3 separate regions of the Homo sapiens genome follow, and regions 2 and 3 are each linked to region 1. A link is a contact called in ENCODE Hi-C or POLR2A ChIA-PET data. All regions are on one chromosome and are shown on one strand. The core of a region is the stretch at or near the end of the contact, and the rest is flanking DNA. Distances in the headings are between cores, read along the strand shown.

Region 1 (5,163 bases), core at 1,198-3,697:
GTCACTGTAGCCAAAACCACATTAACCATCCCAAGAAGCACTGCTTTGATAATGTATTTCCCTGATGAACAAATATCAGTGGCTCCTCGCTGCACACAAAATAAAATCTTGGAAGGTATGCAAAGCCCTTTTTTCTTTGCCCAGCCATCTTTCCTGTCTAATGTCCTGCATATCCCTACACCCTATCCTTTCTTCACTAATCCCCTAGGGTGACTTTCATTCCAATAACTAAGCAATTAAACCTATACTTTTTCATCTGCATACTTTATTTTTTTGAGATGGGGTCTTGTTTTGTTGCCCAGTAGGAGTGAAGTGGTTATTCACTGCAATGATCTTGGTGCACTACAGCTTCAAACTCCTGGGCTCAAGCAATCCTCCTGCCTCAGCCTCCTGAGTAGATCGAACTACAGGTATGCACCACTGCACCTGGCTGGCCTCCATTTGTTTGAGCATGGTCTGCCCTCTTAAAAACTATTTCTCACTTTGCCTTATGAAATACTATCTATTCTTTAAGGCAGAGTTCAAATCATATATCTTATACCTTCCTTGTCCTAGTCATGGTCAGAATTAATATGTAGTCTCCTAATCCACTTGGTTATAATAGGTGCTCAAAGAATATGCTAACTTGAGCTGAAATGGCTGAACACTTGGCGTATAATGAATGACCGAGCTATGGGAAATACTAATTTTTAAAATTTAATAAAATCCAATTTATAAATTTCCTAGGTACAGCTCAGTACAGAGTGTTATTTGTACTTAGGATAGGATCTTGCTCCCAACTACCTGCCTTCCTGTGTCCTTCCAGAGCACTTTATTCATGCTTCTGAAAAATTCTTATTACACTGCGTTATAAATCAAGTTATGTTTGTCTGCCCCACGACTGTTAACTCTCCCAAAGAAGAAACCATGTTTTATTCATTTCTGTATCTCCATTATCCAGCATTACCCAGGCATAATGCCTGATTCATGTTGTGGTGAGTACTCGCCAGGTGCTTTTAGGGTGAATGAATGAGTCAATGAGAAAGTGGTGAATGAATCTCTCTCTCTCTCTTTCTCTCGCTCTCTCTCCCTTCTCTCTCTCTGACACAGAAAACCCATTAAAAGTAAGCAGTACTCTCTTGTCTGACATCAGAGTTCTAAAAGACATTTATCATTTAAGAAAGAGAAGAATCTTCTTTTTGGTGTGTTGTTAACCCCACCTCCTCCAGGATGGCTCATATGATTAAGTTAGCAAGCATATGTGTGAGATATCTTCCTCTCAGTTCCTCAATACTTTCTATACAAGGGCCACAGAAAAAGAAAGAAGAGAAATATTGAAAGAGAAAAAAAATTCCAAATTATACTTACGCAAGCTCTAAAACATGGTAATTTTTTAAAAAGTTGTAAAAATTCTGGATTCTACCAAGGATCCATCAGAGGGCTTTGCGCATAGTAGAAACATTGTAAATATGTGTTGAATAATTGGATCCAACAAACATTTATTAAGTGCCAGCAAACAAGACCCAGTTGCAACCTTCTAAGACTCCTGACACAAGGGGACTGACATACATATATACATATATATATACATATATACACATATATATATAATAGTAACAATAACGGCAATGATGTATTTGGTCTTTCCTCTATAATTGGCACTATTTTAAATGTTTTACAGAAGCAACAAATTTAATCCTTAAAACAACTCTAAGAGGAAAATTTTAAAGATGAAGAAAATGAGGATGAAGCAACTGAGGTATGCAGAAAGTTTAAGAAATGATTAGTCTAAAAATAGTAGAACTGGGATCTAAATCCAGGCAGTGTGGCTCCAGAATCTCCTTATGAAAATGCTTTTAAGCTTAGGTCAGGCACCATGTCCCCTTCCTTTTTATTTTCCCAGCACTCATAAGCACTCAATGAATGTTTGCTAATGAACTGTGCCAATGACAAGGCTAACAGGGATTATAAAAATAATAAAGATACACTTTGTTATGAAACAATAGTATGGCCTCTTGTCAGGGTAGGAGAGGTGGAAGAAGCCTAGGTTTTGGAGTTAGACCAAAGAGACCTAGGCTTGAATTCCAGATTCTTACTGAGGGGCTGTTTCCTCCGTGACAAAGAATTATCCATGTCAACACCCACACACCACTATTTTTGGGCCAGGAGCCATTATAGAAATCTGAAGTAAGATTGAATTCTAAGACTCAAAGACTCAAAATAATTTAAACTAAAGATGACTGAGTCTAGAAAGGTTAAAGGATTTACTTCTGGTTACACACCTGGTTGGTGCCAGTACTGAAATTTAGGTTTCCTGAGTTTCAGCTCAGTGCTCTTTCATTTAAGTCACACAGTTTCACTTAAGGTAGGGAAGCTGAACAAAGCATCATAAGAAGCAAATTATTCAAAATGGGACTTTCCAGAGCCAGCCTAGAGTTGGATGGCTGCCTCCTTGTGTTCAAGCAAGACACACCTCAGTTTCACTACTGATCTGAAATCTAATTCTCTCTCCTTGTGATGTCAGAGGCTGGGGGTGTCTTTTAAGCAGTGAGTAATGCACTGGAGATATGTCTCCCACAGCTCTGTTACGTCCTAAAAATTCTCCCCTGCCTCTTTTCCCTGCCAGGATGGCTTACTCAAAACCCAAAAGTCTTTCAGGGAAGGAGACTTATTCCTAGAAGAGAGGAAGACACTGCCACCTCCCTATTGGCTCAGTTATTCCCATGAGGGAAAACTAAAGCTTGAAATGTATTTTCTTCTAAATTCTCTCTAGTTCTAGAATCTGGAGGAAAAAAAAACAGATTAAATGTTGCTGAAGAACAAGTTGGTATTGTTCAGAGACAGCTGAGAGTGATTGGAACCACAGATGTAAACACCATCTCAAGGGTGTACGTACCTTCAACGCAGGTACCTGTGTGGGCATCACATGCACCTTTACTTACTGGACAGCACAGAGAGCTCATGCCAAGTACACAGGCTTCTGAGCCAAACAAGGCAGTGTTCACATCCTAACTCTACTGCTTACTAGCTGAGTGTCTTTATGGTTCCGATCCTAGGTCTGTCTGTTACAAGCTGAGTGAGTGTCTTTATACTACTAGTTACATTCATGGAGGCATAGTTTTATTGGTTAAAAAAAATGGGATAATGATATTGACTTAATAGAAGGTTGTTGAGGATAAAAACAGATCTCCTTTGCAGAGTACCTAATAGAAAATCTGATACTTAGCAGGGGTTTGATATTGTGATAACACCTCCTCCCCCATGCCTTGTATTTGAAACAAATGCTTTATGGACAGACCTCTGAAAACAAGCAAAATACTTTAGGGGCAGTGTAGAACTGAAACTGATTTACCAAAACACAGTTCCATCATATATGCTCCTAACACAAGAAAAATCTCAGAAGTGATTGAATCCACCCTTCTTCCGAATGAGGAAAACCCATGTTAAACTTCCTACATATGTCTAGGCAAGTGATCTTCTAGCAAGGGAATGCAGAACAAATCACCTCCCAGAGAAACCCACTCCATTTTCTTCCAGATCTCTAGTGGGTTAAAAGGCTCACTGAGGCAAAAACCTCTCCTATAATTCCCACTCACTGTTACTTGTCTTTGCCCTCTGCTCTCGCAGCACAGAAGGGAGAAAAGGTAATATTTCCCAAAAACTGTTCCCTGTTAAAGATTAGATGGAATCCCCTCCACAGAAACTTGAGGAGTGGGGCAATAAGTAATCCATCAACAAATTTAGAAAAGGGAATTGTAGAAGCATGTTCCACTTCTGCAGAAGCAGAGGGAGTAATGTGTTTTTACAACTGGAGTAAAAGTATCAGCAGTAGGTTTAGTTTAGTAATTTGCTGGGAGCAATTCTTTATCAGAAGATAAATAAGAGTGAGCAGGAAACTGCACTTGGAAGGCCAGTCCATAAGCATAGATACCCAGGCCTGTGAACTATCTGTGCCATGCTGCCTGTGATGCCCGTGCAGGTACCTGAGTTAAAGCTATGTACACCCTGGTGACGATGTTTACGTCTGCTGTGCCAGTCACTCTCAGCTTTCTCTGGACAACACCCTCTTGTTCCTGAGCTACATTTAATCTGCTATTTTCTCTAGATTCTAAACTCAATAGGCCTAAAATATTCAAGACCAGAGGCAGGAGCCAAATGTCTTTAAAAGACTTACCGGAAACATAGGAATACGGAGGTGCAATCAGAACTTCGGCATTGTGGCTTTAGAAGGGGGCCTGGTGCCAATGTGCTCTGCAAAGAGGCTGGAGGAATTTTTAGTGACAGGAATACAAGACTCACAGGGAAATGGAGATAAGTTTTAATATCCAGGTGTGAGAAGGAAGGGCGTCTCAAGGATAACCTGGCAAATTGGATTCACATTCAAATTTCCAATTTGTTTTTACAGGGAATAAAGTTTCATACTCAACTCTGTGGAAATGTACATAAAGAATGCTCCAACCTCACTCCTACCTCCCCTGAGATATTTCTGGTCCAAATTAACTTCTTTTAAAGATATTTCCCTCCATTGAGTTTAAGATAATCAGTTGTGTGTTCCAGATACTAGGCACAAATTGATTGGCATTCGTGTAAAGCAAAAGCCCAAGATTTTCTCTTCTCTCATGTCTGCTCAGTAGAGAGAATGGTGATGTGTTTGTGTGGCCACCAATATTTAACAGGTGTGCTGCCACTACTTGCGCACTGTCAAGGTGTTCAAAGTACCAATAGCTTGCGCTTCTGGTCTTTCGAACTATCATTTGGTTTTCAAAACAATTCTGTGAGCTAGGATGAATGATTATTTTATTTTGTTTTGAAGTGAAGACTCAATCAGAAATAATACAAAAATTTTTATTGTCCTGGATTTTATACATCTTGTTTGTAGAAGAGCTAGGCATAATTCCAGTCTAATTCCAAAGACAGGTGTTTGGGGTTGTTGGTTGATGGGTCCTTGATAATTAGTTGTATGTGCTGACTTGGCTAGTCTATAGTGCCCTGTTATTTAATCAATATTGATCTAGGTGTTGGCTGTGAAAGGTATTTTGTAGATGTGGTTAACATCTACAATCAATAGACTTAAAGTAAAGGAGATTACCCCCGATGATGTTGGTGGGCCTTGTGCAGTCAGTTGTGAGCAGAAACTGTGGCTTCCTGGAAAAGAACATATTGTGCCTGAAGACTGCAGCATTA
Region 2 (5,163 bases), core at 739-3,238, 1.5 Mb before region 1:
AAATCTGGTATGTAGTTTCTTAGAAATAATTTGCTAATAGGGCTGGGCACAGTGGTGCATACCTGTAATCACAGCACTTTGAGAGGCTGAGGTGGGCCCAGGAGTTCAAGACCAGCCTGGGCAACATGACGAAACCCCATATCTACCAAAAAACAAACAAAAAATAGCCTGACATGGTGGCGCACACCTGTCCCAGCTACCCAGGAGGCTGAGGTGGGAGGATCATCTGAGCCTGGGAGGTTGAGGCTGAAGTGAGACATGATCGTGCCACTGAACTCCAGCCTGGGTGACAGAAAAAAAAAGGAAAAGAAAAGCTTTTATAATAAAGCTTGACACTGAAAAGAATCTTAGAGGCCATTTAATGCAAAGGTTCAAAGTGTGCAGGCAAGGAATGGTAAGGGGAGTGGACAGTTTATTGCAAAGGGTGAGCCCTTGTTTACAGGGGCCACATATTGACAATAAACTGAGTAACAATGTCTTAAATGTAATGGCACCACTCTTGTTAAAGTATATGAAGATGTTGTTGCAATTAATAAAGAGAACATTTTTGTTAATTTCTTGTTATTATGTATTTTCATAACCAGTAGGCTCCAAAAAGACAGCTATCTTTGGAGCAGGGAAAAGCTAGTGCTTATACATTTAAAAAAAAAAAAGAAAGTCTTCATATTGAAAAGAGGAGGAAACACTGATCTAGTCCAAGCTCTTTGTTTTACTGATGCAGAAAGGGAAAGGGAAGGGGATTGAGTAACTTGCATAAATTACACAGTTAACCAACTAACAGCTGAACCTAGATAGACCCTCGGTTTCTTGACCCTGGGCCCAGAGCTCTTCTTACCATCCATGTGACTGTTTATCTTTCAGAACCAACTTTCTTCAGGCCAATAAATGAGGTATTGCCTTAGAACAGAAATCATTTATATTTGGCCATGGAATTATATTAATGATTTATTTTTATAATGATTAATTATGAGAATTATAATTAGACTTTGCTTTAGCTAGTTTCAAAATCCATTTATAATCCCCTAAGCACAGGCCATTTGGCAATGCAAAAGACTAAGTAGCCCAAGAAGGGTTGATGAAAGTATGATTTTTAATTTGCAGTAGATAATTTACCTAATGAGTACTACTTATATAGAAAATTAAGACTTGGTTTTAGTTGCAAACATCATTTTAAGGAAGCTTAGCAGCCTACGTGGAATTTCAGGAGTGGACACATCTGAATATCCACAATTCTTGGTTTATATTCAGGCTGCACAACTTTAGTACCTATATGATGTTGGCCATGCTCACTCACTCCTCCAACCCTCAGTTTACACATCTGCAAAATGAGATACTTCTTTTCCAGTGTTGCTGTGGACATTAGCAGGCACACACATTTGGTGCTTGCACAAATGAGGTCCTAAGAGGTGGGTCCCTCTCATCTTACGTGAGGAAACTGAAGCAGATTAGAAATGACCCAAGGAAACCACTCCGAGTTCAGTCTGGAGCCCACTCCCCTAGGTTTTAATCATCCCCCAACTCAGTCCCTATCTGCTGAGGTTCCTGGATCCAGACGGTTCTTACCAAGGAACTGTCTGTCCCCACCACATGGATGGTTTTCCTGGCAGAGGTGTGCCCTGTGAGGGGGTCACTGCTCCTGGGGTTGGCATCGTGAGGCTGAGCCTGCAGGCTGCACAAGTATGTTCCACTGAGAGGCTGCCCTGGTGACTCCATTACTCACGCATCCCTGCCACACAGTGCAGCTGGGCCGTGGCCCCAGCACAGGGTTCATTTACATAGCTGCACAACAGGAAGCAGTCTAGTGTTTAGAGCTGCCCTGGCCCACTGAGAGCAAATTGTTTCAGGTGCTGTGGTGTGGGTTCTGGAACTGTGGGCTGTGCCTTTGGCGTCCACGTTAGCATCAGGAAGCAGTAGCCTTCTACTGCAACATTCTCCCTGCCTGCTGCTTGGTTCGGGGGTTGGGATTTTTGTTTTGCTTTGGTTGTTGTACACTCTCACGCTTGGCAGGCACAACCGGAAGAAGAGGTGGGCGTTGTGTCAGGCTGGGAGGGAGTGCCTTTGTGGAGCCAGGGTTCCTAATGAACAGACTCCTAGTTCTTCTCCCACAGTTCCTGCAAGTGAAATGGCAGATGTATGAGTCACTTCATAAGATGGGAACAGGAAGACATCCTGTTGATGCCAAGCCATTTTCAGTTCAGTGATGAGAATCTACCCCCCGCAAGAAAGTGTGTTTGTATCTTCCTCCTTTCCCCAGTGCAGAGGGGGTCAGCACCTGGCTCTTTCCCTTGTGAGAACTCCTCCACTTGGTTTAGCGCCCAGGAAATCAGCCCTGTCTTTCATTTGCATCTGTTATGTTATCAGAAGATCCTCTTTGCCAAAGATACTTTCTGTCTGAACTATTTTTAAAAAAATATTTTCCCTTGTTTTTTCCTTCTTTAGAATAATATTGTACTCTGTGATGGTTTAGGATTTTCTTTCATGGAAGAATTTTTTTATGTTTTTCTCACAGGAGCTTCACTGTTGTTAGTGAAGATCACTCAGAAATTATAGTATTTACAGTGATTCTCTGCCCCTTTTAATTGAATTCTCATAGTTCCTTTCTTAAATTATTTGGTATTCTTTATAATCATTATAAGAGGTCACATTTATTGAATGTTTGGAGGCAGGCACAATTTTAAGCACTTTACATATGCATTTCATCCTCAGATAGTTCCATGAGATGTAGAGACTGTTGCCACTCCCATTTTTGCAGATGAGGACGCAGGCTCCAATTAAGCAACTCCAAAAGTCACACAGTTAAATGGCAAGAACCAGAACTTAAGCCCTGTTCCTAATAACTCCCTTTGCCAGCATTCACTCAAAGTGTGATCAGCAGAACAATGATCTCATGAGATGTTCCTCGGAAAATATTTTTATGTGCAAATAATTTGGGGAAATGCTGCAAGCCACAAGCCTCTTGCCAGATCATAAATGTATCTTAGTGCAGGAAAGACCCTGAGAAGTCTTGCGTGAAAGAAGTCTGCTTATCATTGTGTGAACTAGGGCTTTCCAAAATACATGGCATGGAACCCATTTCAATATATACCTATTAAATTGTAATACATCTGAGGCCAGGCGCGGTGGCTCATGCCTGTAATCCCAACATTTTGGAAGGCCAAGGAGGGTGGATCACCTGAGGTCAGGAGTTTGAGACCAGCCTGACCAACAAGATGGAACCCCATCTCTACTAAAAAAAATACAAAATTAGCCAGGCGTGGTGATGCATGCCTGTAATCCCAGCTACTCTGGAGGCTGAAGCAGGAGAATTGCTTGAAGTCAGGAGGCAGAGGTTACAGTGAGCCGAGATCACGCCATTGCACTACAACCTGGGTGACAGAGTGAGACGCTGTCTCAAAAAAGAAAATAAAAAGAATAAATAAATAAAAATTGTAATACATTTTAAGAAACACCATACTAGTCTAAGAAAGCAACTAGAGCCAGACCCTGTAGTGTGCCTGTAGTCCTAGCTACTCAGGAGGCTGAAGCTGGAGGATTGCTGGAGCTCAGGAGTTCAAGGCTGCAGTAAGCTACGATCCTGCAACTGTACTCCAGCCTGGGTGACAGAGCAAGGCCCCATCTCTACAAATCATAAAGAAGGCAACATAATGTGATGGCTAGATACAAGGGCTTTGGAGCCAGAGAGTACGTAGGTTCAAGTCCCATATCTGCTACTCCCTAGGTAAGTTATTTAGCTTCCTGTGCTTCACTTCCCCCATCTGTGTAGTGGGGAAAATATAGCACTCTTGCATAGGGTGACTGTGAGGGGTAAATTAGTGCGTCTAAAGGACCTGGAACACCGTTGTGCACATACAGAAGTAGTCAGTGTTCTAAATGTAGCAGAAGGAGTCAAAACATTTACCACTGTGGGGTCAGATCACAGCCAAAATGCTGTTTCCCCAGTCTTCAGAAAACCTATCAAAGAAGAAGCATGCCCTCACCCTCCTTTCCTCTAGCACTCTCTCTAGCTGCCCTGTGCTCTCTCTGCCTCTCACCATCTGCTTGTACTAGATAGCAGCCCAGACCTGGGCTCAGGTCTAGGCAGTAGGTCTCTGCCCTGCCCTTGAGTCAGGAATAACACACACTCCCGCTGGGACACAGGACAGCTATCAGGGTTAGCCACACACTGTGGGTGGCCCCGGCAGAATCTGCAAAAAGAACATTCTGGTGAGAAAGGAACTCAAGTTTCCTGCATTTGAGCAAGGCAGCTGCCTGTGCAAACCGTTGGCCCTAGATTTCCAGAAGGCAAAACTATCTTCAAGCATTGCACACTCACTGAACTTGCCACTGCCCCATTTCACCTGAGACTATCCTCCAAGGAGAATGGGTGCTGTATGAGGGGCCTTACGATTCTGCAGGCTCATCTTCTGGGCTGATCTCTCAGTACACAGCCTGCCTGGGCTATTTGTTGGAAAGTCCTGCAACAGGCAGATAACATTTGGTTGGGTTTTTCTCTTTCCCCTCCCCTGTGTGTTCTGAAGTTGGTCCTGCAATGACTCCCAGGAAGGTTTGGGGGAAGTCCACTGGGGAGAAGGAAAGAAATTGCAGAAATTTACAAATTTTCAAAATTGACTTTAGGTATTGTTTCATGTTGCCCTTTTTGGTTTTTTTCCTATAAATTTTAAGAATTTCAAAATGAAAAATTAAAATTATAAAAATACACTAACCCTCTGTATGGGCAAGGGTGGTTACTTGTGATATGTTTATTATTGAGTGAAAAATGCAATTGCAGAACCATATGCAAATATGATTCCATTTGTTTAAAAGATGCATGCACATCATATACGTGCACGTGTATATGATTGTATATTTGCAAAGGCCAGAAGAGGATATGGAAGTTTGAAAGAAAAAGACTATATTGACAATAGTTACCCCTTTAGAGTGAAATTTGAAGGCAAGAGTTTTAACTTTGTATTCTATACACATGCATATAGTTTGAATTTTCAACATTTTTTTCATTTAAAAAAAGAAGAAGAAAAGGCAAACACCCCAAACCAGCTCCAAAAATAGGGCTAGATTAAATACTGGTGGCTTGTGATACATGTTGTTGCCTAACTGACTGGAGGGCTTTGCAGTAAGAGGGAAGGAAACTCAGATCAGAAAATGGGCTGATTCCAGTCACAGTCA
Region 3 (5,163 bases), core at 1,847-4,346, 1.1 Mb before region 1:
GACTGCTCAGTAACTCTGGTCAGTGTTTCCATTCCCACCCTCAGTTGAGTGGCCTGTTTGGGGCCATTAAAGAAGCCCAGGTTTGACAGAAAAGGACTTAATCCTGTGACAATATAGGACTGCATCCAACTTTCCTTGGGGAGCCTCTTAGACTAGAGAGTCACTGAAGGTTTTGAGGTTGGCTTTTGATGACTACCATCTGACATCAAGTTATAGAAGCTTCTAGTGCTTACCTTTTTGCTTTCTCTTTCTTTCCTTCCTTTCTTTTCTTTCTTTCTTTCTTTCTTTCTTTCTTTCTTTCTTTCTTTCTTTCTTTCTTTCTCTTTCTTTTTTCTTTCCTTCTTTCTTCTTTCTCTTTCTCTATTTTCTCTTTCTCCTTCCTTCCCTCCTTCCCTCCCTCTCTTCCATCCTTCCTTCCTTCCTTCCTTCCCTTCCTTCTTTGTCTTGCTCTGTCACCCAGGCTGGAGTACTATGGCACGATCTCAGCTCACTGCAACCTCTGCCTCCCGGGTTCAAGGGATTCTCCTGCTTCAGTCTCCCAAGTAGCTGAGATTACAGGTGGGCATCACCACACCCAGCTGATTTTTTTGTATTTTGGTAGAGACAGGGTTTCACCATGTCTGCCAGGATGGTCTCAAACTCCTGGACTTCAGTGATCTGCCCACCTCGACCTCCCCAGGTGCTGGGATTAGGGATTATGGGATTATTACTGGCGTAAGCCACTGTGCCTTGCCCTTTTTGGTTTCTTCTAAGCCAGTTCCAACCCCAAGCATCCTTCTTGGGCCCACAATTCTGGCTACACAAAAGGAAACATTTTCTAAACAATAAGAGATGTTCAACCATGGCATGGGCAGACTACAAAGTGAGATTCTCCCTGTCCCAGAATATCCCCACTGAGACATCTGTCTGTCCTGGCAGGAGTAGGAGCCATGTTTATAATGAAAGGAAGGCTGAACTAGAAGAGCTTTGAAGTCCCTCCAAATTCCAAGACCTCATTATAGAACCTAAGCCTTGTGAAGATAGAAATAAAATCAGGGCAGCAGAGAAGAAATCACATACTCACATTTACCAAGCATCACTCATGGCCAACACATACTTATTTTGACTTCACTCTGGTGCTGGTTTCAGAGAACCAAGATGATGTCCACTATAAACTCTGTTTGTTACAGTGAAAAGCACGCAGGCATGGAGCTTTCACTGTCAGGATAAACACGCATCATGCAGCACTGCTGAATTTTACACTGGTGGCCCTTGTGATTTTTACATTTGTGTCCTCTCATTTGCTGATCCCCACAATGGTCTTGTCAGCTTTGCAGATACCTGTATCATTACCCTCATTCTACTGAGAGAAACCCTTGAGTTGAGAGGCGTGGAATAGATTAACACGTAGCATATCTTTCCAGATCACTGTTGAGGACATTTTTGGAGGAGAAACCTTTACATGAGAGGAGGAATTTTGGTTTTAACCAGTCACTTGCTCGTGAAAAGGAAATAATTAGGCTGGGTTCTTCTATAATATTCACAAATTATGGCTGTTCTAAATGTCCTGCTTTGAGAATTGTCTTGCTATTGAAAGTAGATTCATTTTAAAATAAATTTTGAGCTGCAGTGTTAGTTTCAAAGTGAAGAGCCTGATCATGATTCACCAGGCTATTTATAGTAGTCTCTTCTTATACCAGACGTTTTATGTGTGTGTGAGAGAGACAGGGAGGAGAAAGAAGAAGAAATCACTCATTTCTTAAAACTGAAGAAGTGTGCAATGATCAAAACCCATCATGTGAACCCCATCAGAGGACTTTATAATTGTTATTCTTACTCTTCTGGTTTTGTGCTCATTCAGATTCATAATTCCAAAACTTTCTATCCTCAACTGGAAGAGGTGTAGTGAAGAGGATGTGAGTCCTGAGAAATAAAGAGTGCAGTTCACCAGGAAACCTCTTATGAGCATGCCAATCAGTAGCTCAATTCGAATCGCACAGCATTTTCCTTCAACAAAGATGAGTCACGATGCAGCAGTTCTGGATAAGGTTTCAGTCTCAGGTCTGTGCTCAGTAGCTGGGTGACTTTGGGCAAGAACTTCCTCTCTTTCCTCTCTCTGATACTCGTTTTTTCATTCACTCATTCATTCGTTTTCTCATTCACTGGTAAGTGGGCGTACCAGTACTTACCTCAGGGGATTTTTGTGAGGATTAAATAAAATGGTAATGCCAGCTTTCAGTGCTTTGTGAAACTTTCGCATTCTATGATAATGTCAGGCTTCACTGTTTTCTGGAAAGTTGTCTAATTTACTACTGTTTTATTACCATTCCTGAGGAAGGGCTGCTTTCTATTCCTGTTTGTATGATTTTCTTTTTTTTTTTTTTTTGAAACGTAGTCTCACTCTGTCACCCAAGCTCGAGTGCAGTGGCATGATCTTGGCTCACTGCAACCCCTGCCTCCCGGGTTCAAGTGATTCTCGTGCCTCAGCCTCCCCAGTAGCTGGGATTACAGGCGCATGCCACCATGCCCGGCTAATTTTTGTATTTTCAGTAGAGACGGGGTTTCACCATGCTGGCCAGGCTGGTCTCTAACCCCTGACCTCAAGTGATCCGCCTGCCTTGGCCTCCCAAAGTGCTGGGATTACAGGCGTGAGCCACTGCACCTGGCCTGTTTGTATTATTTTCTACCACTATTACTATTCCTAAAGTAGAGCAGCTTTCTTTCCTCCTTCTCCCTCTTCAATGACTTAACAAACATTATTAAATATCCACATCCACAGCTTTTTCATCTTTTGTTTCCCAAAGAGTGAATAAGTGAAGTGACATGGTTACTGCTGGGCATATTTATGTAGGAGAGGTGGGGGTGGGCAGAAAGGGGACAACAGTCAGAAGAGATGAAGTAGTTGGGGTCAGAGGGTGGAAATGCCAGGGATGGAAAAAGACCTTGATCTTATAGGAAGTGGGATTGAAACGATGTGACTGTGTGGAAGAAGGAACTCAGCTCTCACCCCTATCCACCAAAGGCACATGACACTGTGGTGTGTCATGAATGTGAGAAAATGAGCTCTAGCAAAATCATTGAAGCTTCATATAAAAGCCACTATGCAAATAGGTCTTTTTCTGCCTTCAGTTTTATTCCCTTGAGTTTTAAGTTGACGCTTAAAACTCACCTTCCAGAAAAGAGAAATCTGTTGTCTACTGTAGTCAATGTGCCGTTTCATGTACCAGACATCTAACATCCCAGTAGGCTCTGTTTCAAAGGAGAAAAAAAGACATATTTTCATATATTTACTACTTTGAAAGTTAACTGGTCATTCAGTAAACAATTCTGGAAGAGTAGAATTAGAGGATAACTTCAATTATTTGTGTGTGTCCCAGTATTTTTTCTTTTTCTTGTTTAACAATGAACATATATATCTTTGGCCAAAAAGTCAGAAAAACAAGGTTACCTTAAAAACAAATTTAAAAAAAAATGATGAGGAATTTGTTTCTTAACTTACTTTTTTTTTTTTTTTTTTTTTTTTTTTTTTTTTTTTTGAGACAGGATCTTGCTCTGTTGCCTCGGCTGGAATGCAGTGATGCAGTGGCACGATCTCAGCTCACTGCAACCTCCACCTCCCAGGCTCAAGCAATCCTCCTGCCTCAGCCTCCCACATAGCTGGGACTACAGGTGCGTACCACCACGCCTGGCTAATTTCTGTATTTTTTATACAGACAGGCTTTCATCATGTTGCCCCGGCTGGTCTTGAACTCCTGAGCTCAAGAGATCCACCCACCTTGGCCTCCCAAAGTGCCGGGATTACATAGGCATGAGCCACTGCACCCGGCCTTAACTTACTCTTAAAACATGTGTTATTAAAATAACCCAAGGAAAGTACATGTGGCTTTAGCACCATAAGACAGAGCAAAAAAATAAAAATAAAGTATATGTGGTTCTTTTCTTTTCTTTTCTTTTCTTTTTTTTTTTTTTTTACTAGAATGCAGAAAGAATTCTCAACAGAGAAGATACAACTCATATAGAAAAACACTTTTTGGTCTTGTAAAAATACACTAATATAAATGACAAACCTTGTGTTCATCTCCATTCCTAGACTTATCATGGTATAGTACAATTATTTGGTGTGTGATCATTAGACAATGATGTACTTAAAGGGAAGTCCTATCTCATTTAATATGCCACATACCCAGCGCAGCACTTAGAATATAATAGGCTCCTAATAATTGTTAAGTAATGAATGAACAAATCATGTGATATTATCTATTTAATGCCAAAACACAGGCTGAACTGATTAAATAAATAACCACCAATCTGTAAGACAATGGTCAAATATGGCCCAACTTAATTTCAACCAAACATACTTGCAAAGAGACTAAATAATCAACTCCTGTATGTGTAAGTGTGAGTGTGTGTGTGCATGAGTTCATGCTCACGTGAGTGAGTGAAGTCATTTTGTTTCCTCTACCATCAAGTCACTTAGATTTGTTTTGATTTACAGCCAGGAGTGGAACCAGCAGAAACAACTCCTGAAAACAGGCTTCAGCTGCACCAAGCTAATTTCCTCAACAGTGAAACTTAGAGTGTATTTGAGGGGAGGCTGCGCTGGGGTTTTTTCCTAGGTTAGAAAGTTCCATCTAACCAGATGGAAATTTCTAGAAAATTAAGTCCCACCACCTGGATAACAGGAGATAAGAGAAGAGCAAAAGAGAAAGAAAGGGAGCGTAAGTACCCACATGTAGAGGGCAGGTGCTGTGTGGGCCCATCCACAGCTCCATCTCCCCTCCTCCTGCAGTAGTCAGTGTGAGCTTCAGAGCCAGGTCTGCGGGGTAAGCCCAGCTCTGTGACTTTGAACAAATGCTAACCACATCCTTCGGCTAGCTCCCTCATCTGTCAGATGAGGGTGATAATTCCACATATCACACAGGGTGGAGTGGGAATTTCAGTGGAGCGTGCTGACACATGGTGAGTGCTCAGCAAGTGTAGCTCTTGCTGTTTCCCGCATTTGAAAACTGAAGTGCTGAAAGGTTAAGGAACTTGCTTAAGGTCCCAGAACTAATCATCAGAGATGCCAGGCTTTGAACACAAATCCGTTTTATCCCAGAGCCCATAGCCTTGGCTCTGCACCGTGCAGGTGCCTGGCTCTGAGAAAGCTAATGGTTTCTCTGCGATACTTCCATCCCCCATCAG

What was found. A loop is a pair of places that touch in the nucleus more often than their neighbours do. ChIA-PET counts read pairs that join two places held with the same protein, here RNA polymerase II (POLR2A). Pooled maps may share reads with other maps.
Region 2: a loop to region 1 is called in a pooled map, with 6 times the contacts of the local background. The contact joins two enhancer-like sites. A Hi-C loop is called at or near these places in 3 of 37 single-sample maps with no recorded cell type and 4 of 50 pooled maps.
Region 3: a loop to region 1 is called in a map of GM12878, with 4 times the contacts of the local background. The contact joins two enhancer-like sites. A Hi-C loop is called at or near these places in 2 of 168 maps with a recorded cell type or tissue (GM12878 and naive thymus-derived CD4-positive, alpha-beta T cell), 9 of 37 single-sample maps with no recorded cell type and 13 of 50 pooled maps. POLR2A ChIA-PET finds 5 or more read pairs at or near these places in 1 of 52 experiments (naive thymus-derived CD4-positive, alpha-beta T cell).

The regions. Positions count from the first base shown.
Region 1 is chr1:66,279,780-66,284,942 of GRCh38, reverse strand. The region is part of intron 7 of PDE4B (phosphodiesterase 4B); the gene reads right to left. Among named protein-coding and RNA genes, the nearest start is that of PDE4B-AS1, 230 kb to the right of the region's middle. RefSeq lists enhancers at 2,179-2,258, 2,309-2,608. Within about 2 kb of position 2,447, at least 8 of the 41 ENCODE cell types and tissues checked have a DNase peak (open chromatin) inside an H3K27ac peak, as active enhancers do; they include GM12878, where a contact is called at or near this core.
Region 2 is chr1:67,733,101-67,738,263 of GRCh38, reverse strand. The region is part of intron 2 of GNG12 (G protein subunit gamma 12); the gene reads left to right. Among named protein-coding and RNA genes, the nearest start is that of GADD45A, 50 kb to the right of the region's middle. RefSeq lists an enhancer at 2,039-2,118 and a silencer at 4,095-4,214. Within about 2 kb of position 1,988, at least 36 of the 41 ENCODE cell types and tissues checked have a DNase peak (open chromatin) inside an H3K27ac peak, as active enhancers do.
Region 3 is chr1:67,336,689-67,341,851 of GRCh38, reverse strand. It overlaps IL12RB2 (interleukin 12 receptor subunit beta 2), which reads right to left. Exons shown (of 17, transcript NM_001374259.2): 9 at 3,149-3,228. Among named protein-coding and RNA genes, the nearest start is that of IL12RB2, 31 kb to the right of the region's middle. RefSeq lists an enhancer at 2,867-2,946. Within about 2 kb of position 3,096, at least 4 of the 41 ENCODE cell types and tissues checked have a DNase peak (open chromatin) inside an H3K27ac peak, as active enhancers do; they include GM12878, where a contact is called at or near this core.